Linked DNA regions of Homo sapiens: all the other regions are linked to region 1. Evidence: chromatin loops called from intact Hi-C (ENCODE). Cell type or tissue: PC-3. All regions are shown on one strand. Links, peaks and the distances in the headings refer to the core of each region. The heading gives the core; the rest is flanking DNA.

Region 1 (7,773 bases), core at 1,745-6,744:
AGTGGATTTCTTGTATATATACAGTGCCTGGTATAGAGGAATACTCATTAATCTTTATTGAGTGAATGCATGAATTAATGAATGAATAAACTTAATGCCATTTGTTTTATTTTTTCAAAATCTTTTAAATATTAATACAAACTATCATAGGATATTTAAATTAAATATTCTGTAAACAGGATATTTATTTTAAATAGATATAATATTTTATGCATATAAAGTATTAATTATAATAATAGAAAAACTTATTTCTATTATTCTTATTTCTATATTTTCTATTAAACTTCTATATTTCTATTAAACTTATTTCTATAATTTCTAACTTATAAAAAATATTAAATTAGGACTTTTTCTCCTACGATTGTTACACACCAATGTTTAATATGCATTCCCTTCATCACCCGTTAGTCACACATATGCATATACAACAAATAGTATCGGCTGAATTTCTAATTTCTTTTTCTGTTTCTCTTTGTTTCACATTTATCTGAAACAGTAGAACAAAATTGAACACTGCATATAATAAGAAGCCAAACTGTATTCTTAGAGCTGTATTATCCGTATACTATTGAGGGAGTAATTTAATATCAATTATTAATTGGAGGATTATACAACAATTTAATACTAAAATAAAATTTCTTTGATACCACATAATTGTATGCTTCTTTCTTCCAGTTAATAAAGCACTGTTGTGGCTATTTTGTTTGTCTATCTCATTTTTCCTATTGAAAATCTGATACCCATTTTGAAGGAAAAAAAAAAACTGGGACTAGAGAGGTTAAGTCATGGATTCACTACTATGTAGCTGATAAGTGGTGGAACTAAAATTCTAAGTCAAACTGTGAATCCAGAGAATGTGTCCTCTTAATCACCATGGAATAATTTTAACTCAGGTTTCCATATAATAAGCTCTAATGAGTAAGTAGTATAGACCACTGGTGGATGCAGCAGAAATAGAAGGAAAGTAGAAATTACTATACATTGAAGCTCTTGTAAGATCATTTCAAAGTAATAAAAAGCTAGAGCAATTTAGTCTGGGTTTGAAGGTTGAGGTCTACTTCTAGAGAAATAAGAATGCCAGTTAAGAGGACAAAGTTTGAAACTACTTGGTCTGCCTTAGAATAAAGTAGAATATTCAATCCAACCACTCCTGGTTAAGTCCAGACCTTCCCAGTATCCTTGACCCAACTCCAACACTCCATGTCCTCTCTGAGGCAGAGGGGTTCTCACATACTCCCTGCCTCTCCAATATCTAGAGCTGAAGCCAAGCTGGAGTGTCATCACTAGAAATGGATATGAAATGTGGTTGAACATAATATTTTTCCAAACTAGTGTTTACCAAAGATTGTTTTGTAGCAAAGATAATCTTGTAAGAAAAGGCCTGAGGAATTTGGGAAATGCTGCAATGTACATCTTCTTTTTGAAAAATATAATGTGTATTAAAAATAGTTACATAAGATGTTCTTCAGCAATATTTGTTGAGCACATTTTTAAAAAATGAATTTTACAATAATATATTTTCTACGCAACACTGATTAGCATTTTATGTTAAGGAATATTGATGCAAACATATTCCTTTCCATATCAAACTTTTAATCATATTTATAACACTTTTTCATTTGTTGATATTTATTTCTTAATAAAATCACAAGTTTACAATCAGATGAAAAAAGTACAAATATGAAATTACATTTTAATATTCTTATTATTTTTTGTTGTGAAGTGCCTTTGATTTCATTTGACAAAACTTGCCTATTCAAAACTTGGAAACTAAAATTTGATCAGTGCAGAGCTAAGTATAAAATATATATGTATACACACACACACATTTGTTTTAAAGGTTAAATATATAATTGTTATATAAATATAAATATAAACAAATATATATATAAATATAAAATATATGTATTTGTTTTAAAAGTTACATAGTTGTCCTTCCAAATGCCTAATACAGACACATGCACTATTTATCATGATATGAATGTTTGGGAAGTATCTATGTTTCTGGCAAAATAGCCTGGATTCATAGTTCCAAGTTTTCTATTCATCAAGAAAACCGAATACATATCATTAGAACAGTGTGAAAAGCTAAGCTCAATTATACTCCTCAGTGTGAGTTATACACAGACCTTCCCAGGTTTCATTTTTATGAGCTTCATTCCATTCAGCAACTGTATCAAAAGAGGATTAAAACCTGAAAGATATGGAGGGTAGAACAGAGCTCTGCTGAGGGAACTCCCTGAGCACTAGCACTTGAAAATGTTTGGCCCTGATGAAAATGAAAATGATTGTCAGATTTCATAAGAACCTCGAGCCTGGAGGTGATAGAAGCCTGAGTTTACTTCTAATTGGAAAAAAAAAAAAAAGCAAGATCACAAAAATAGGCTTTTCTATTTGAATTTGCTTTAATGTGGCCAATTAAATTATAATATCCTATGCCTTGTCAGTCATTGTTTTAAATACAGAGATGTTAAAAATGCTACGAGAGTCCTATATTTTCTAATAATTATTATAAAGCCAAAATATATATACATTTTCATTAATCTTCTGTAAATACCATTTCAAAAATGCAAATATGTTATAAAATGCTATGCTTAAAATTATGTATCCCCACATGCTTCTGCTGTCCATTTCAATCCTTGAGGCTGTGCAAGGGTAGGCTGCCTCTATTAATAAAATCAAACCTACATTTTCTTATGTTTAACACAGGAAGGATTTCCAGAAATAAAGTAGGTGGAGCAAGTGGCACTAGCTCTGTCATTCTGCAATTTATTTTCTCTTGATGCCTTTCATTCGTTTTCTCTGCCATTAACAAGCAGTTTGCCTGGGATGCACAATTCACCATTTAACTGTCTGCCCCAGTAGTACACCAAAACTGCTTTCATAGAAGACATTTTAAACTACCAAAGGACTTTTTTAAAGACCGTAAAGAAAAAGAGAGATTTAGGCACAAATCATGTATCTATTAAATACTAGGGCTCCTAAAATAGAGTTTTGGCACTTACCATATCAAGCATGCTCCTGGTAACATAAATGCCACCCAGATTCAACTGATTCTCTTCAAACATTTCTGTGTTAAGCTTCAAATTGTGACACGAATTTATAGTCATCTAGCTAACCTGTGTTCCTTCAAAATCCAAACCGACCTTGACATGTAGGATCCTGTCCTGATATGCATGAATTAGGAATTATTTCTTGACTCTCTTGACACCTTCATGATTGTGAACAATTATATTACTATTCTCAAAGGTTTCTTCTTTCCCTGTGGAAAAAATATATTTTCTCACCTTGTAGATGTCAGGCATGGCCACCTTGCCCTGTGACTTATAATGCCCCTTCCTGTGAAGATGATGCTCATCCCACTCCAGTGATACCAATTTTGTCCATGTGACTTGCTAGACAAGTGAAATATGAATGGAAGAAGTATTTGCCACTTCTGGGCAGGGTGGTGAAGAGTCATCATTTTTTTCTACAATCTTTGATTCCTTCAACAATAATGGAGATAAGATTGTCCCATAGGTCTTGATACAAAAGCATTTGAACCGTGATAGATATATAACATGAGGGAGATAAAAGAAACAAATTCATATACTATTGAATTTCACTAAAATTTTTGAGGTCATTTGTTACCACAATGTAATTTATCTTAGTCTGACCAATACGGTGGTCAAGACAAAGAAAGGTATTTTCTATTCTGGAGGCTATTGGCTCTGACTTATATGTTTTACATTTCCATTTTAAGAAGTTTCTTTGCTATTTCTTCTTCTCACTACTGAAACAATGACAGAAACTTTTTATCATATATGCAGCTAGTATCTATGGGGGATACATTCCAAAACCCCCATTGGATACCTGAAACCATGGATAATAATGAACCCTATAGGTACTGCTATATATTTTCCTCTACATACATACCTATGGTAAAGTTTAATTTATACATTAGGCACAGTGAGATTAACAACAATAATTAGTAGTAAAATAGAAAAAGTATAACAGTATAACAAAAGTTATATGGAATGTGTTCTCTCTCTCTCTCTAAATATTATACTCACCCTTCTTGTGATGATATAAAATTATACAATGCCTACATCATAAGTTGAATGAGGTGAATGACATAGGCATTGTGACTTAGAATTAAGCTCCTGGTGATCCTCTGAGGACATATGCCAAACAAGGGGATGATTCATGTCCTGGACAGGACAGAGTGGGAGGGCATGAGATTTCATCACGCTACTCAGAACAATGTGCAATTTAAAACCTATGAATTGTGTATTCCCTGAATTTTCCATTTAATATTTTCAGACCGCAGTTGATGGTGAGTAACTGAAACCATGGAAAACAAAACAGAGGATGGAAGGACTGCCATATATTAAAATCTGAGTAAACATTATACTAACCATATAAATAATTGTGAGTCAAAAAATACTGTTTTCATACAAAATAATACATTGATTTCACAACTGAGTCATTAAAATTTTGTGTGTAGAAAATGAAACAGCCACGGAGGGAACTAACAGATCATTTTGAGGAGTATCAGCTTAGTGGTAGAGCTGAAAAGCCCACTGACTGCCCTGCACATTCTGGCACGGCATTGCAGAAATCATCCTGCTTGAACTGGTCAGTCTATTCACAGCGAGGTGAGGCTTCCCGCTGATGCATCTGATTGCTCTCTGGTACTTGATGCAGATGTAAAGGGGAATAGATATAGCTTTTTGCTTGCAGTCAAAGCCTGCCTGTGGTTATTGGGCATGCCCAGCTCTGACAGTCGTTTTTAATCTTCTGCACATGATAAGAGAGAGGCAATGACAGCAGTAAGGAGATAGTGGTTTCACCACAGGGATTGAACCTAAAAATCAGAAAATCCAGGACAACTATAATTCAAGTTAGTTTGACTTCCACCATCAATCCCTATGACCATTATGAATCAGGCTTATTCTGGCCTTCTAGCCCCTTGCAGGGGCCAAACTTTCTGAAGAGTGAGCCTTCCTTCCGGTCGACATGTTCCACTCTGAGAACTTTCACATTACTGTTTTTCTAGCTCTGCTCAGTGTACTACCTCCTCAAGTCACACATTCACACTCACACACTCACAAACACACACACATCTTTCTAAGTCACTCTATTCATTTTCAGCAAGAAATTATGAAGCAAATTATTCTGAAGATATTTCTGCTTGAGCAATAGATATAAATCACATTCCTTTCATTCATGACAGAATTATTTAGATAATAGAGCAGAAATGACAAAGGAGATGTTTTGGCAGTCATAAGTTGCAATTGCTTTTATGCCTAAATCCTGTGGTTGCAATTAAAAAAAGCATACATCATACAACATTAAATTTAGTACTTATCATAATGAACTACATATTTTGAGTGACTTTCAAATTTATTAATATTTACTCCATGTATACATCAACCAAAATAAAAGTTACAAAGGTTTAACTTTTTAAAAAACATGGTGTCTTTTGTTTCATTTTTACTGAATATTCCCATTTATATCAAAAATAGGCTAAATTTTTGAAGCTGAAGGAAAAATAAGACAAACCTGGTTTCTAATTTTACCAGAATAACTATAGCATATTGTAGAATTTGGAAAATTTCAGTTTGTCTTATTAATTGTAGATCACATTTCTTCAGAATTCGATCATGTTTCTGATAAAGGTGGGGATGACTTACAGTAACTCAGTCTCAATTATAATGCTTTGCTCAATGTTTATTTACTGATTAAATTATTTTACTTCTTTTAAATAAAACAAAAATATTATTTTCTTAAAATTTAATAGGCTGTGTAGAGAACATCTAGCTTAAAAGGTAAATTGTTTCTAGAATTATTCTAATAATATTTGTTATAAATGTTTCCCAGAATTATTCTAATATTTGTTATAAGTAAATCCAATAGCAAATATCACACTGTAACCTGCCCCCTTTCAAAATTTATAAGCAGTTAACATAATTTTGATTTTTTAATTTAGAATGTATTATGCATTATCTTAAATGTGCTATTTCATCTCCTGAAATAATAGCTACCAAAACATTTATGAGGCATATATATTTTTGTTCAGATGGCTAAAGTTTATAGCTTATATTAAAGGCATTAGTTTAATTTTTATAATTAAGGCATAAAATGAAAATATGCTATCATGTTCCTCAATGACATACCTCAAGAAAGATCATAAAACTATATTAGACAAATATAAGTACTCAATTTCAAACTTTATCAAACTTAAATATACTGGTATATTAGTTGCCTTGAGAGAACAACATGGGTTTCTCAGAGCAATAAATAAAAGTAGTATTTTCATTGATTTTGCAGCAGAATCGAGCAAAATACTGATTAATTGTCCAATAATTGCTAGTCAATCAATTTCTTCATTTGAGTTTCTCTGTGTCTGTGTGCATGTGTGTGTGCACAGGTTGAAGACATGTAGGAACAGATGTCTAAATAATTCAGGAAACTAAATTTTTACTAGCTTTTTATTTATGTTTACTTGTCTTAAGGGGGCAGCAAAGCCACACAAAGCATTGGATAGTATTAAATTCATCTTATGTGTCTCGAACTAAAATTATATGCAAGCATTTATATGATAATAGAAGTTAAAGACAATGTGGTGATGTTTCTCATTTCAGGTCTTTATGAAAAAGTGTTTTAGTAGGATAGCATCTTTTCTGGAATCTATTAAAGATGCACAATTTACCCATTTATCCAAGTATCTGCTATATGTCACAGCAGTTTAGTAGGACAGGTATAAGATGGTTGTTGCTACCATGAACTGTGGTTGCATAAGAATGTTTTCACAAGCATAATTCATATACAATTGCTTTCTTTAGTCATTACTAAAGCCTAGAGAATGTAAAATGTTAAAAAGAAGATGGAAATTTCATTCATGTTTCTTAAGAAGCAGTAGGTTCTATACTGACATGTTGATTCATAAATGACTTAAATACAACTTGGTTTATCTAATACAATTTGATTTCTAAATACCTTCCAGATTATTCTCAAAGTAATTTCAAACATGTGTTTCTATGACTAGACAATAGAAGTTGTAAAGTAATCTACACCTTTTCCCAAAAAGAACTTTACCATTGGAAAATTATTAAACTCTATTAAAATCACCAGGCAGCTATTTGTACTAGTCCTATACCTCTGTATTAGTCCATTTTCATGCTGCCTATAAAGACATACCCAAGACTGGGTAATTTATACAGGAAAAAGGGTTTAATGGACTTATAGTTCCACATGGCTGGGAGGCCTCATAATCATGGCAGAAGACAAGGAGTAGCAAGTCACATCTTACAGAGATGGGAGCAGGCAAAGAGAGAGCTTGTGCAGAGAAACTCCCAATTTTAAAACCATCATATCTCATGAGACCCATTCACTATCATAAGAACAGCATGGAAAAGACCTGCCCCCATGATTCAATCATCTCCCACCAGGTCCCTTCGACATCATGTGGGAATTATGGGAGCTACTGAATGAGATTTGGGTGGGGAAACAGAGCCAAGCCTTATCAAGCTCTGAAGCATTCATTATAATAAGTGCAAATTTAAATGATTATTATAAACCTTTTCAACCAATTCAAATATTTCCATTCAATCTAAAGCAATTCAAACAAAGCATAAGAATATATAAAATTGATGCAAATACACCTGAGAATGTATACTTGGATAACATATATGTGTATATGTACATCTGTATATATCTTACAAAGCAATATAATAAAATTTTAAGCATTATACCAATTCTTCAATAAGGTCACACATTTATGTTTACATG
Region 2 (7,773 bases), core at 1,555-6,554, 760 kb before region 1:
CTTTATTGTTATGGACATTAATGTATTTTTGTTGTTGAAATGGGAGAGTGTTACAAAAAAAAGTTAGCTGGGTGTGGTGGCACGCGCTTGTAATCCCAGCTACTTGGAAGGCTGAGGCAGGAGAATCACTTGAACCTGGGAGGCAGAGGTTGAAGTGAGCGGAGATCGCCCCACTGCACTCCAGCCTGGGTGACAGAGTGAGAGTCCATCTCAAAAAAAAAAAAAAAAAAGAGAGAAAAAAGAGATGGGATAGTGTTTATTCAGTGAGCACCTAGAATTAAAAAGTGAATTGCGTGAATAAATTCTCTCATTAACATGGTTTATTGTGGTTGTAATGGTGGGGTTAGTAAAGAAGTAGAGATAGTCTCCTAGTCTCCAAAATGACTTGGCACTTGAACAGTTTAAAGTACATACTAAAGTTTGTAGAAATTGTATGCAACCATCACTGCTGCCTCTGTTGTGATCATGTGGCCCTTCTTTTAGATAAGGAGTTATAGCAATACATTATATAGCATTGGATTTTGACCTTTGATATATAAATTCTGGTCATCTCAAGGTATCTTGTAGGGTTAATACAGTTGTAAGTAATAATAATTATAATACATTTAAGAGATTACAACATACATTGTGTTATCTGGTTCCTTCATTATGCAGTAGGTACAGTTAATTATCTTCATTTTTCTGATGAAGGCTCACTGGCTTAGAGAAGTAAAATGCCTTACCTGAGGTCACACAGTTAATCATAGTGGCAGGATGTATAGAATTGGCCTCATGTCTAATTTATATTTATTTATTAACTATTTCTAGTTACCAAAACTCTATTAAAAATGACATTGTCTTAAGAAAAAGGTACTTACACAAAAGTAGAGTTAATATCTAGATTGTATAAGAACTTAAAGTCACTGGTGTTATAAAATAACAAAGAAAGTAGGATAAGTATTAACAATTGCTTTAGTTTATACTATTTGAAAGACTCAGAATCCTTGGCATCAGGTTGTTTTCATAATAAGTAAGGACCATATAAAATGTGTCAAGACCTTTTTCTCAATTGATATGTTTTAATAAGTTTTATAACATTCAGTTTTTAGTACAGTCTATATACTAAAATTGGAAAATTAGAACTTAGTATAGTCTATATACAAAAATTAGTATGTATAGTCTATCTACTAAAATTAGTATAGTCTATCTACTAAAATTAGTAGATATAGTCTATATACTAAAATTAGTAGATATAGTCTATCTACTAAAATTAGTAGATATAGTCTATCTACTAAAATTAGTAGATATAGTCTATCTACTAAAATTAGTAGATATAGTCTATCTACTAAAATTAGTAGATATAGTCTATCTACTAAAATTAGTAGATATAGTCTATATACTAAAATTAGTAGATATAGTCTATATACTAAAATTAGTAGATATAGTCTATATACTAAAATTAGTAGATATAGTCTATATACTAAAATTAGAATGTTTTTGAAATATGTTTTAAGAAGAAATATGTATTTTTGATAACTGTATTGGCAATTCTTAAAAACGTGGAGGAAGTGATAAATATATCATTTGGTAATTAATTTGTGTAAAGACCCCTAAAATCATTAACAGCAGGATACCTTGAAAATTAAAAGAGCTTATTTAAAATATAAGCTTATTAGCAATAACAAATGGACTTCAAAATGAAATATTTACTTTCTTACCCATTAGCATTTTAATAATGAGAATATTTTAGACATGTACCAGTTTTTACCAGGTTATACTGCAGTGACAATCGACCTCTAAATTTCAGTGACAACAAAATAGATTGATTTCATGTTATATGTCTATTGCAGATTGACATGTAACACAGTCTCACATTATTGTAACACAACCTTACATTGTTGTTCTTTCTTGTATGGTCTAGGGAAAGGAAAGCCAAGGTGGCATTAAGGTTCCTGCTTGGCAATGCCACAAGTCACTTGGGCTTATTTTGGACTGACCAAAGCAAGTCATGAGAAGCAGTTAATATTTTGAAATAATATCACAATCTACTACAAACACCATTATAATTCCTAGGCATGGACCCTGCTTAAGATAAATATTTCAGTTTTGTGTGTGTGTGTGTGTGTGTGTGTGTGTGCATGTGTGCACGTGCATGCACACTTATATCTAAAATTGTATCTCATGGGTAATAGCTACATTTTTCAGCTTTTTTTATTGTTGGCTGGGATTCTAATTTTTTTTGTATCAAAATTTTCCCTGTATTTTTGTAATGTTAACATCTTATTGGAGTCAAGATTTTTGGCTTCAAGAAATAACATCCCACAGCAATCTAGTGTATTACAATGGAGAAGGGTTTATATGGATACAGGGGAATGTTGTAGAACCTACGGGTAGAAGTACTGCTGTGTTCATGTGGAACTAGAAAGTTGTCAGGCATTACTATTACTCTCTGTCTCTTTCTGGATTTTCTTCTTTCCTTATTTCTATGTGTGTGTTTCCTTCTTTGCTCTTTTCAAATGGTCATTTTTCCCTGCTTTTTCATTCATTTGGTACTCAGTGACAGCACCATAGCCCCTGAGTTTACCTGTCTCAACTTTAGAAAACATCAAAGACTCGACCATCCTTTCTGAATCCCAATTCTGATTTCCCAAAAGACAGAAGCACCAGCTGGTAGGCTGTAAGTGACCCACTATGTAATTTAAATCACAGAATTTTAATCTCTATGGATTAGGGGAGGTAGGAGGAGAAATTTGTAGAAAGAAGATTGGACAGACAATCCAAAAGCTGTCTATTATTCAAAGGTTAAATTTCTTATTAAAATAAGAAACTTTAGAATTTTTTAAAAAATAATTATTTTCATGAATATGTTTCAAAGAAGTTTTCAGTTATTTTTTTTTTCTTACTGTTGATAGGGAAATCTGATAAGCACACTGATAAAGCTTTAAAGTTAATGAACAGGGAGTTCTGAAGCCGTTAAACTGTAAAAGAAACAGCTATTGGATATAGTCATGTTCTTTTATACACTTTGTTCTTTCCTTAACCCAGAGGCAGTGTTAGGTCAATGCTCCAACTACACAACTAGCCATCTCCCGTAAGACCCAAGGCAACTGTTTCTCTAGAATAAGGGAGAAAAAGAAAGAAATCCTCACAATTCTTTAAAAAAAGTATTTCAATTTTTCTCAAACATTAAATTGTGCATTAAGCTTGTCTAATATAATTTCAATGTTCTTTTAAATTCCATGAAGTTTAGCTGCACTGGTAAAGCGGATTTAATATATCAGAACATTATACTTTTTTCTCCATCTTTTTATTTAGAAAGTTTGTAAACCTAAGAAAGGTAGAAGGGCTAAAACAGTGATTTCCCATATATCCTTCAACTGGATTCACCAATTTTTGCCACATTTGCTTATATCTTCCTACATGTATACTTCTATCTCCCTACATACATTGAACATGGTTTACTCAACTAAAAGAAGACCAGTTAATTCCCTCTGGAAGAACTTTATTGCCTTCACTTTATTTTGTACTGCATCTCCTGCTTTTTTGTCACATGGAAAATGCTCTTGTAAAAAATATATCTCAATCTAATGTGAATAACCAAAATGGCTCAGGGGCCTTTTCAGTCACCTATTAAGCCCCTCTCTTATGAGAAGAGATGTATTACAGCATAGGTATAACTTTGCCTGTTGTCATTGGTTTGCACACAAAAATGTCTTTAAATTTTGTGTGGATGCTTATTTTCTTGACCACTTTGCCGGAGCTATTCCATTTATTTTATACATGCTGGAAAATGATTTAGAGTCAACAGCAGGTGGCAGTGCTAGCAAACTTTGTGCTTTTGGTACGTAATCAGCTCAGAAAGTGATGTCTTTCAGTAGTACCACAGGAGCAATACAATTAGTAAGGAGTCCTTAAATACCTATGCTTATCTCCAATTTATTTTGAGAATTATTTTTGAAATCAGTTGAAAATTATGGATAAATGTATTTAGAAATACTAGTTTAGAGACTGAATTTTGTTATCATTGTGAGATCAAATAACTGAGAAAAATAGGTTTGTTTTATCCTTGTTTCTGGTTTATTCCATAACCAGAAAAAAAAATGTGAATACTTAAAATTAGAAAGATAAGGTAGTTTGAATCCTGTTAAAATTTGCTGGAAAAATGTCACAGCAACATTTATTTCTATTGATGAAAAGGTAGTTATGTATTTTGAAATTTTGTGGCAAACTTTAAGAAAGCTCTTATAAAGCAAAACTACTCTGATTCACCAGGGTAACAAATTTTAGAAAGCTTAAATTGCTCTTGACATTTATGGAAATAATTTCAAAAATGCTCTTTAGTTATAATTTGTTTCAGAGACCGTAATTTGTTGCAATTCTCTTCTTTCATTTCATAGAAAAGGAAACTGGACAAGCAAGGAATTTTTGTTTTCATTGAGGTATTTGATTTTTCACAACTTTTGTGTCATTTTACCAGAAACAATAAAGACTTTTTAGGAAGTCATATCAACAACTGTTTTATGTTCTTGGATTTTAATAGTTCTTCTGTACATGTGTTTCAATAACTTACATATGGCTTATTTAAATATTTGTATATTTATAGGTTCATATATCATCTAGATATCAGATAATAGCAGAGTAGTTGATTTCTTTTACTAATATGATTATTTAACATTAAGAACTCAGAACACTTAAAGTTAGCATAGAATTGAAAGCTTATGTAGTTTAATGAGATCATTGCTCCAATGGAGAAACTGAGGCCCAGGAAGGATTTCAGTGAAGGAGACTTAATGGTATAGAAAGATCCTGTTACATTCTCTCTTGATTCTCAGGCTGTCTCAGGAACAACTCAGTTGCAAATTATTATTTTATTTACTTATACTCTCAGGACTCCTGCATTCACTAGGTTCTGTATTTTACTATGAAGAAAATTACTGATAAAAATTCTGTCCTCCCCAAGAAGCATGCATTTTAGCCATTTCTCTAATTAACTGGTTGGCCTCATACCCCCATTTCCTAGATGTGTAATTAAAATTCAATGAGTCTTCCTGAACTATAGTTTCAGTGCTTTTGAGAACTATGTAGCAGCAGCTATTATTATTCCTACCTTTTAAGACTGACCAGTGAAAAAAAAATGATAAAATGTTTAAGTTATATTAAGATAAAACAGCAAGTCATCAAAAGGTGTGAGGAGGACAATAGAACTCTGAGGCATAATTACCGATTCCCCAAGGAGCAGCCTTTCCCACGAAAAACAAACAAGACAGAATGGAATCTTAAAATTTTCTTCAAGGATTACATTAAAATTAGGAAATGAAATGGAAACATTCTATGCATTATATGTGGAATAAATCATTTTGAAATAGAAGCACACTGCCTGTTCTCAATAAGATATCAATGATTTATTGAAGTTATTAGTTAACTGAAACACACAATTTTTGGCATACTATTGAAATTTAACTTTGATTACATTTTAATTATTACTCCATTAAAACCTATTATTTACATACAATAGCTTTTTATAAGGTTAGGCAAATCACTGTTTCTTGAAAATTCTCAGGTCATGTGTGCAGCCAAGTGACAGTGCCTTAGAAAGAGAACTTTAGTTTGGCCTGTGGTAATCTATGTTTTAAATTACAGCACAACTCATTCCAAATCAATATAATGAATTGATTTGTAAACGTTTGAGGCAGGACTGCTTTCTTTGGATTTTGTCTATTGAATGTGCACTGCAGTTAAAGCATCCTTTTTCTGCATAATTAAGTCTATGTTCTTGGCTTTTCACTGAGTTTAAACTGGTTTTAAAAGGCAGAAATGTATGTTAAGGCAAAATTATGCACATCCATTATTCTTAGTCTTATAAATATTGAAGCATTTTTTTCCCTTTTAGTGAGAAATGGAAGAGAAAATAAAGCTGAATGCCCTGAACTTTAGTTCCCCTTTCTGAGGATATTTTAAACTATTTTAATTCTGGGAAGCATTGAACATACTTCCCTCAAATGCCTAAATTGCCTGAATACACAGTAACATTCTTTATTCTTACAGTGAGGGCAATGTTTAAATTATGGTATATGAGAATGAGTGAACAAGAACAAGATGGTGATTTGAATTCTGAGAATTCTGAAAAGATTTTGAGCTAATATATAAATAGAAAGAGCTATTGTAAAAAATCAATTCAACCAACATTTATTGAGCACATGTAATAGTGCCTTATATATAGCAGACATTGGGTTAGTCACTTCATAAATATCTTCCAATTTCACAACAATCCTGCAGATTGTTTTATTCCACGTCTACATATGAGAAACTAGAAAGTCAAGCTATTGAAACTAGGACTAAAACATGAATCTCCATCATGATCTTTTGGCTGCGAAAGCAACATGTTGCTTTGCCACCTACCAGTTGTCACGTGCTAGAGATATAAAAATGAATAAACTCAGTTCCTGCCTTCAAGAAATTCATAAGGGTGGTCTATTGGGAAAGAATGCCATTCAAACAGTTTACATTATCATGTGATAAATCGCAGTACCTAATGATGTACTATGGTAAGGAGGGAATTATTTCTGATAATGGGAGCTAAATGCATAATCATTGAGATATGAGAAGGTTATAGTGCGGAAGAAGTTAAAAGTAGTGTTGCATGGCGGATTTTGAAGGGCCTGGAAATTTATGCTCAATAGCTTGGGACTCCTGGGTTACTCGGCTTTCAAACAACCCTCATGACTAGTTTCCTAAATGGTTGTTGGTGCTAGTGGATTTAATATTTAATGTCTTTGAATATACATTTGAATGCTTTGAAACTCCAAATTATTGAAAATTAGTAATTATCTAAGTTTTATTCCCCCAAACTTTTGTAGCTCAGGATACATTTTAACAGGAGTTATTTGCTATTCTCATTAACAAAGCATATTGTTTTATATTTTAAATTTACTCACACTTACACAGTAGATTTCAGTTGTCAATAATCATTATTGTAAAAGAATCCATACAAGATGAAGTACTGGTAGTATTCACTTGGCAACTTTATATCACATTTTCCAGGGTTTATGAAATATAAACGGGATTTTAGACAGTGTACATGGCTGCATTATAAGAGAGATGAATTTTAGGAGTTTAGATTTTTTAAAAATATAATTGTAGACAAAGAATATTTTTGGAGCTGTTAATAACCTTAATGTTTTTAAGTATATATTTGCTGTCATTTCATCTGACACATTGATTGAATTACGCATAAGCAACCCCTACAAATGGCTACCTTGCAGGGATTGGAGATGTTGGTAGGTTCTATATTGTCTTCTGTTAGAGATAATTATATTTCAAAGTGGACACTCAAAATTTTATTTTTAAATTTCTTTTGTAATTTGGGAATTGATAGAAACTTTAAATACTTGGAGCGTCATCCTATATATTATCTTATTTCAGCTTGGAGATATTGTATTTTCCATGTCCTCAATGGATAACATCTCCTATAATGTTATCCAGTTATATGAGATTTATTGCACTGTTGGTTAATGCTTTTTTGTGGACTTAATATCAGTAGTTTTATTTTGAAACAAAAGTTGTTGCTTTATGGATATATGTATAAGTTCTGAAATACTTTTCTGACAAAAATATGGATATAACATATATTAGGAACTTCAAACTGTTAGAGGGCTCAAGTTATACTTTTCTTCAAGATAAAAATATTTTAAAATGTGTAGCGTCACCCTGGAAAGAAACAATTGTATAGAAATGCAACTATTCTCATAAGCACTGATACTAGCTCCTCCCACATCTGTATGGTTTGATCTGTTG
Region 3 (7,773 bases), core at 1,555-6,554, 540 kb before region 1:
TGAATTCAGTTTTCAGTCGTTTCTAAGCTTATATTAAAGTCTTGGAGCCCAGCACAGTGGCTCATGTCTGTAATCCAAGTACTTTGGGAGGCCAAGGTGGGTGGGTTACCTAAGGTCAGGAGTTCAAGACCAGCCTGGCCAAACTTGGCAAAACCCCATCTCTACTAAAAATACAAAAAAAAAAAAAAATTAGCTGGGCATGGTGGCAGGCACCTGTAATCCCAGCTACTCAGGAGGCTGAAGCATGAGAATTGCTTTAACCCTGGAGGCGGAGGTTGCAGTGAGTCAAGATTGCACCACTGCACTCCAGCATGGGCAACAAGAGCAAAACTCAGTCTCCAAAAAATAAAATAAACAAATAAATAGATAAAGTCTTGGTCGTTAAAAGCCTTGGATGACTAAGGTTTAGAACTGCCTTAAAGAGAGTTCTGAGTCAAGAACCTGTGGGTGGCTTCTGTTGGAGGAATAGTTAAATCACCATGCTAGATCAGGGCTGATAAGCCAGTTTTCTAGGAGGGCAGCTTCCAGATTCCATGGCTATAAATGTAAGCAATTTTGCCAGCTACTTCACTCAGTAATATTGTGCACAGCACAATGTGAGCTATGAGTCTACTTTCTCTCTAGTTCAGTTGCCTCATTCCTCTTACAGTGTGGGCACATCGCAACACTGAGAAGGATCAAAGCAAATATTTTCCATACAACATAACTCTTAAACTTCATCAGTACTCAACTAAGAGACAGTAACTTGACTTGAAAACTGTAGGGGAAAAAACGACCACGAAGGGTTAGTGTTGAATTTACTGAAAACATATGTAATTGAGCAAAATTATTGACATAATAATTTTATGACATATCCAATGTAATGTGGATTCTACATGATTTTCTGCATGTTAACAGACTTCAGAACTAATTTCTGAGTAAGACTCAGGAATTAGGGTCTATTAGAGTTGGAAGAAACATATTATGCTTCATGTTTCTTTCATAGCCTCATAGCTCCTGGTGAGGAGTAATTTCCCCCTGCCTTTCTTTCTTTGCTTTCTTCCTTCCTCCTTCTTTTATTCTTTTTTTTTCTTTTCTAATGGGACGAGCCCCATTGAATTTGCGACAACATGAGATTAAGTGTGTGGGTTTCCCACATGTACTGCACACTTTTTTTGTTTTTGTTTTTGTTTTTTTTTTCCCCATTTCTCTGATACAACTGAATTAAGCTTGCCTTCAGAATCAGTCTGAGAGGTGGCTGGTAAAATTTTTTTTGGCAAAACAAAAAGACCTGCCTGAACTTCATCCCAGAAATCTAACCTATTCCCACTTTGAGCTTTACCTTTTTGTCTTTGAACAATAACTTCACCTTTCCCTGTCTCTAACCGGACATGATTTTTATATTCCACAAACAGAAATTTGAATTAAAATGCACGTCTCAGGAAAAATCAGTTTTTGACTTAGAATCATTTGTGTTGGGAGTCAAAAATTGCTCTAAGCCTTTAACTTTAAAACAAAGAGGAGAGTTTGAAGTATATGTGTTGAGGGTGGGGGCAGTGAGGGATTGGAGGTTTGGAAGTGGGATAAATTCACAACTCAGGAAGATTAGAGACCACAGAAAAAAGCTGGGTGTAAATTTCCTACTTCATCTTTCTGCCCAAAGCCAGCTCTGTTCCTCTTCAGCTATGTGAGTGCAAATAAAAAAGAGAGGCATTGAAAATACGCTACTGACACAATCCGTTTTTCCGTGTTCCTTTTTACAGAATTTGCTTTTGCAACTAGGGAATACGTACCAACATTTTGGAATGATCTTGCTGACAGTTCAAGAAGAATGTAATCAATAGACACAGGGTTGCTAATCAACTCATCTGGTTTTGTTGTTGTTGTTGTTGTTATGGGGTGATGGTGGGGCAATCATATTCCATTTCTATTGACAGAAATCTGATTCAGAAGTAATTATTGGCAGCATCCCTTTTCTGTGCCAAAGAAATGATTTTCTTTCAGTATAAATGCCATAATAAACTTATTTTGTGAGGGAAGAAGAGAGATGAATGAACCTTGGCATTCCCTTGTTTATACTCAGAACATAGCTATTCGTTAATTTTATTATGCTGCAAAGTAAAATGTGCAAGTTTATCTTTTAAAATAACTCAAGAAATGACAACGAATTGCAAAGGATAGCATAAGAATATGGAGGGGCAAAAAGAGAGAATAAAATGTTTTGTTTTCTCCACAGGAAATTAAGCGAAATATATTAAACTTTTCTTTAAAATAAATATTAATGATCAGTAATTCAATTTCCTGTCTGTTTGTGTTTTAAATCCTGCAGCGTTCGTTCTGGTTGCTTTGATGTCCAGTCTGTTTTTGTTATCACTGGGCTAACACAGTGAAAGACAGTGTTGTACTCTGCCCAGGGCTCTAACAAGTCTCTTTGAAACTTTGGAAATAGTTTGCCACTAAAGGACTCAGAAAAATCACTGCCTTTCCTGTTGTTATTTATTATAATCTGTAAGTGGAAAAATTGCTATTCTGAAAGAAAAAGTTAATATATTTAATGCTTTATTCAATTAGACCTATTGTTTTCTGATGGCCCCCAGAATGTTTGGAAACACTCTATAAAATTAACATCTAGGTACAAAAGACTCCCAGTAAATAGTTACAACAACAACAAAAACAAGAAAAAATTAACAAAGCAGCAAAATGAAAACTGATAAATCCTTAAATTTCAGGGGAATGTGTCAGGAAATGTTTCCCATTTCAAATCATAACAGATAGGAAAAATTGCATAGGTGATGTATCATACAAACTGAACTTGAGCACTTTTTCTTTTCTCTAAACGCAGTTCAAAATGGTCTCATCTTTATTATAGTCTTTAAATAATTATTAGGCTTAATTGCCACAGTTCATAGAAATTTTAAAATTAGCAAGTGGTGCTTATCTCTCCGCAGTGCTCAGTGTTAATAAAACATGCTGCTCCATAAACACATTTCACATCATATTTGTCCATGATTATTTCATTGCTTTTCCAAGTACAGATGCCAGCAAACAAAGTGTTGCTGAATTCCTGTAATTACCAGCATTTGCCTCGATTTGGGTCCATGAAGTATGTAGTCAATCTCTATTGTCTTCTGCCTCTGTTTTGAATCTGTCCCCAGTGCAGGAATGTCAAAAACACCATTTAGCAACACAGCCTGCTCAATTTTAAAAAGGGAAAATCACATTCAAGCTACTAATTAAGAAAAGAAGAGAAGTGAGCTGTGAATTAAAAAAAAAAAACTACCTTCTAAAAGGCTTTAACAAGAAACTTGCAACTCTGCTGCATTCAGAAAAAGAATGATCCTTATTTATCAAAGCTAAATTCTAATATAGCAGTTAGAGGTGAGATTTAACTGACTTGTTAATATTTTAAAAACAGCCAAGTAAATGAAAATTCAAGTAATTTCTATTTCTTTTCTATCTTTAAAGGGGAGCTTAATTAACTGATTTTTTTCAGCTATCTAACACTCCTTTGTTAGAAGATTCTTCCATCCACTTAAGATCCTTTTGATATTTTGTTAAATGTGCATTCCTTTGAAAAACTACACTGATGCCCTATCATGCCCAGATATTTGGCAAAATTGTCATAGAGTTGTTTCTTCAATAGAATACTTCTACCAAATAATTTGTCTTAATGATTCTCAGAACATTTAGGATAAATCATGTTGATCACCATTTGATTTTGATCAAAATCATATATTGATCACTAAGCGTAAATAATTTAAAACGGTAAATACCAAACAGTAAGAAAATCCTTCTTCCATGTAATATTACAATATGGAGACTACTTCAGCAATAAGTAAGTGAAAAATACCAGTTGTAGATCTGGAAGTAGAATCCAAGCAGGCTCTATAACCATATGTAGTTTGAGCACAGGAATTATGTCATAGGTTATTCTTTCTAAATTAATTATTTATTACTTTAATGCTATATGTAGATTGATAAAAAATATGAAAAGGTAAGTATGCTCAGCCATACTTTGCTGATTTGGTCTAACAGAGTAAATTATAGCAGGAACAGAGTTCTGTTAAACTATTTGAATACCTTATGCTTCTTTATGTTTCCCATGATACTTTGAAAGTGGTAGTGTAGACAATTGCCCTTACTTCTACTGTCATTCTCCTAGAAATAAGAAATACATTAAAGTCTATCAATAGCTCACCATGTTTACGATCTCACTTTTTCTACCTTAGGACCTAGGCCCAGGGGCACTTACAGAGGCCAGCCACTAGATGCTGCTAGTATTCTTTCCATTGAGTAGTATTCTGCCAAGCAAGCTTTCCATTCCAGGATGTCAAAAGACATTGAAGTTTTTCTCAAATTGGCGCCATTTGACCTTCACCCATAGCTGTAGCTTCGTTGCTATCTACAGTCTATTCCTTACCTTGGGTAGCAGGTATTTAAAGAGGTCTAATTTTTGAGACTTACCATTAAATCATCTTGGAAGATATTTTTCCAGTCCTTATCTGAATTTTATTTTCCTACATGCCTGCATTTCTGTCTTGGACCTCATGCAGTGCCCATGAAGGGCTGGATTCTTGGCAGTCTCCCTTCTCCCTTCTCCTTTTACCTTCAAATTACTAGAATTTTACTTATCAACTTGATTTTGACAACTAGGTCCCTGCTACCTTTTGAGTGTTTGCCCAGCCTTCTAACTGCTGACCCATCTGGATTTTCTATTAGTTAAAATACATGTTCTATGTATATATTCAAAGTTAGGTCAGATAGCAGGGCAATATGGCTTCACTTTGGTGCTCAAATAAATACACGATTTTAACTTACTAGCTGGCTGAAAGAGTATCTCTTTTTTATGGCCACTCTTCACTCTCATCTCTTTCCACCAAGCTGTTTAGTAGAGTAAAATAGATGAAGATAATGTTCTCTGATAGAGGGAATTGTTCTTTGTCCAAGATTTTGGAAATAGTCTCTCTTTTCTATGATAATATTAAAATTTTGAGTCTTATTTGAATGAATTTTGTTGCCTAAAAAATTACAACTTTAACAGGTACTTATAATGAGATATTTTCTAAAATAGTAACATATTTGAGATTATTTTGGTAAATAATATATTTTTATTTCAAATCTCAGAAAGATATTGAACTAAAACTTCAGGCCGGGCGCGGTGGCTCACATCTGTAATCTCAGCACTTCAGGAGGCCAAGGCGTGCAGATCACGAGGTCGGGAGATCGAGACCATCCTGGCTAACACGCTGAAACCCCTTTTCTACTAAAAATACAAAAAAAATTAGCTGGGCGTGGTGGCATGTGCCTGTAGTCCCAGCTACTCAGGAGGCTGAGGCAGGAGGATGGCGTGAACCCCGGAGGCGGAGCTTGCAGTGAGCCGAGATCGTGCCACTGCACTCCAGCCTGGGCGACAGAGAGAGACTCAGAATTAAAAAAAAAAAAAAAAAAAAAAGGCATGTTTTATATAATTGGATAAGTAGTAAATGGGTTAGTAAATTTCTGACTTTTAAAATCAACTAAATACTGAACATTTCAATTCCAATATATATGTTAACATAAAAATCACATTTGAATTGAAAGCTAAATGCCAAGATAGTTGCCAAGCCCTGAAACAAGTTTTGTATTTTTTAACTTGTTCAGGAAAAGGTATTGGTCTTACAACTCCATGCTTGCAGATGTAGGGATTGGTTGCAAGTAATAATAATAATATAAAATTCCCAGTATAAGCATACTAGGAAGACCTGACCAGAGATGTCCTAATAAACCAGTAAATATATGTATACCACTATGACTAGTATATAAAGCAAAACTCTGAAAGATACTCTGCTGCAGGAAAAATTGGAAATGTTTATGCTTTTTATGGGTTTGGGTTTTTAGCTTTAAAAATTGATACTTGTTTAGTAACATAATATCTAAGGGTAAATCACATCCTGATACCCATGTTTCTACTTGAATAACAGAATTTACATTTATATTTATCCTCCAAATCATATAGCTCAGGTTTACACTCCCAACAAGGCTCCTTCTCCATAAGACTTTGTATACATTTAATAATACTTCTTCAAAAATAAAGCAGATGTATTTACTCTAGCTCCTGTAGTTCTAATTTTGTTGAACTAAGCATGTAGTTCTAAGCATGAGATGGCTTAATGACATTGGTCTTTTTTGTGTGTGTGTGACAGAGTCTCGCTCTGTTGACAGGCTGTAGTGCAGTGGTGCTATCTCGGCTCACCTCCACCTCCTGGGTTCAAGAGATTCTCCTGCCTCAGCCTCCCAAGTAGCTGGGACTACAGGTGTGCACCACCATGCCCAGCTAATTTTTTTATTTTTTTAGTAGAGATGGAGTTTCACCATGTTGGCCAGGATGGTCTTGATCTCTTGACCTCGTGATCCAGCCGCCTCAGCCTCCCAAAGTGCTGGGATTACAGGTGTGAGCCACTGTGCCCAGCCACATTGGTCTTATTTTATCAACCCTACTCAGACATAGAAATCATTTAGATAACGATGATTAAGCTTCCTAGCAATTCATTTTATTTTCTTTTTTAGGGGGGAGGGTAGTTTGTTGGAAGCAAAACAGTAAAGAACACATGAAGTGATAGAATTTGATAAATTTTAGAACATTTATAGAAGATATAAGTATAGCAGAAGTAATACATTAAAGTTGTAATAGTAATTTCGTTGGATGAAGACAAGCATACAATCTTACTGCTTTTATTTTTTATTTATATTTTTTATCTAGATTGTCTGATAGCTTAAGTTTATATTCTAGTGGGGTAACTAAGTTGCTCCATGTGCATTAGTACAATGACAATCATAGCTAAAATTTGCATGTAGTGTTGACTATAAGCTGGGCACTGTTTTAAGTGCTTTCACATATATTAACATTTTTCACCTTCAAAACAACTTATATGGGACATGGAAATTTTTTCATATAAGGAAATGAGGTTGCAGAAAAGTTAGGTAACTTGTGTAAGGTCACCATAAAGTAATGCTTAGAAATCTGATTTGAACTTAAGCAGTGTGATTTCAGAGTTCAATTTTTAAACATGCTGCAGCATCTGGTTTTATGTATAGCCCTAGGTATAGATTCACCTCTTTGTCACATTTTATGTGTATGTATGTGTGTGTGCATATGATATATTTTTTCTTAAAAGCATTTACTCACTCTAAAAATTTAAAAGCATTATCCAGGTGTGGTGCCACACTTGTAGTCCCAGCTATTCAGGAGGCAGAGGCAGGAGGATTGCTTGAGCCCAGGAGTTCAAGACTGCAGTGAGCTATGATTGCCCCACTGCACTACAGCCTGGGAGACACAGCAAGACCCCGTCTCAAAAATAAATAAATAAATAAACAAATAATAAATAAAAGCATTAAAGTCACCTCTAAACTGGAGAGCTATTATGATTTTTTACCTGAGAAAGGAAAACTCTAAAGGAAGATACATTTCTTAATCCAGGCCTTGTCAACATCCAAGTTGGATTCGGGAACATATTTAAGGTTCCCAGTCCTATTCATCACATGGCACATCCCTCTCTAGAAATTAAACACCACATACTCTAAATCTGTCAAATCTAAATATAAATCTATAGCTGTGTGGCTCAAATCCTCTAGAAAAGTAATGTTTATGGGATAGAGAAAACAAAGTTGTGTCATTTTGTTTTAAAAATAGGAATTACACTATTTTAAATACAGCATAAGCTATAATATCAAAATTTTGAAGGAATATAACAAAAATAACTCAAGCCAATTTCCTAAATTCTCTGTAGTACTTCAGTATCAGTCTTTCAGGTACAA

What was found. A loop is a pair of places that touch in the nucleus more often than their neighbours do. Peaks named below come from ENCODE experiments on the same cell type or tissue, not always from the same donor. Only the 100,000 strongest peaks of a DNase experiment are listed, where the experiment ranks them.
Region 2: a loop joins it to region 1, with 13 times the contacts of the local background. A loop is called at or near these places in 2 of 110 quality-filtered maps.
Region 3: it touches region 1 in a loop (9-fold over the local background); 2 of 110 quality-filtered maps call a loop at or near these places.

What each region holds. Positions count from the first base shown.
Region 1 is chr5:104,340,796-104,348,568 of GRCh38, forward strand. No RefSeq gene overlaps it. Among named protein-coding and RNA genes, the nearest start is that of NIHCOLE, 260 kb to the left of the region's middle. In PC-3, for the core only: a CTCF peak has its summit at 6,500; a DNase peak (open chromatin) is centred at 4,226; H3K4me3 peaks cover 916 bases; H3K27ac peaks cover 2,321 bases.
Region 2 is chr5:103,578,763-103,586,535 of GRCh38, forward strand. No RefSeq gene overlaps it. Among named protein-coding and RNA genes, the nearest start is that of NUDT12, 20 kb to the left of the region's middle. In PC-3, for the core only: CTCF peaks have their summits at 3,782 (motif pointing right) and 3,986; a DNase peak (open chromatin) is centred at 3,809.
Region 3 is chr5:103,804,418-103,812,190 of GRCh38, forward strand. The region is part of intron 2 of LOC105379107 (a long non-coding RNA gene); the gene reads left to right. Among named protein-coding and RNA genes, the nearest start is that of NUDT12, 250 kb to the left of the region's middle. In PC-3, for the core only: a CTCF peak has its summit at 4,239 (motif pointing right); a DNase peak (open chromatin) is centred at 4,254.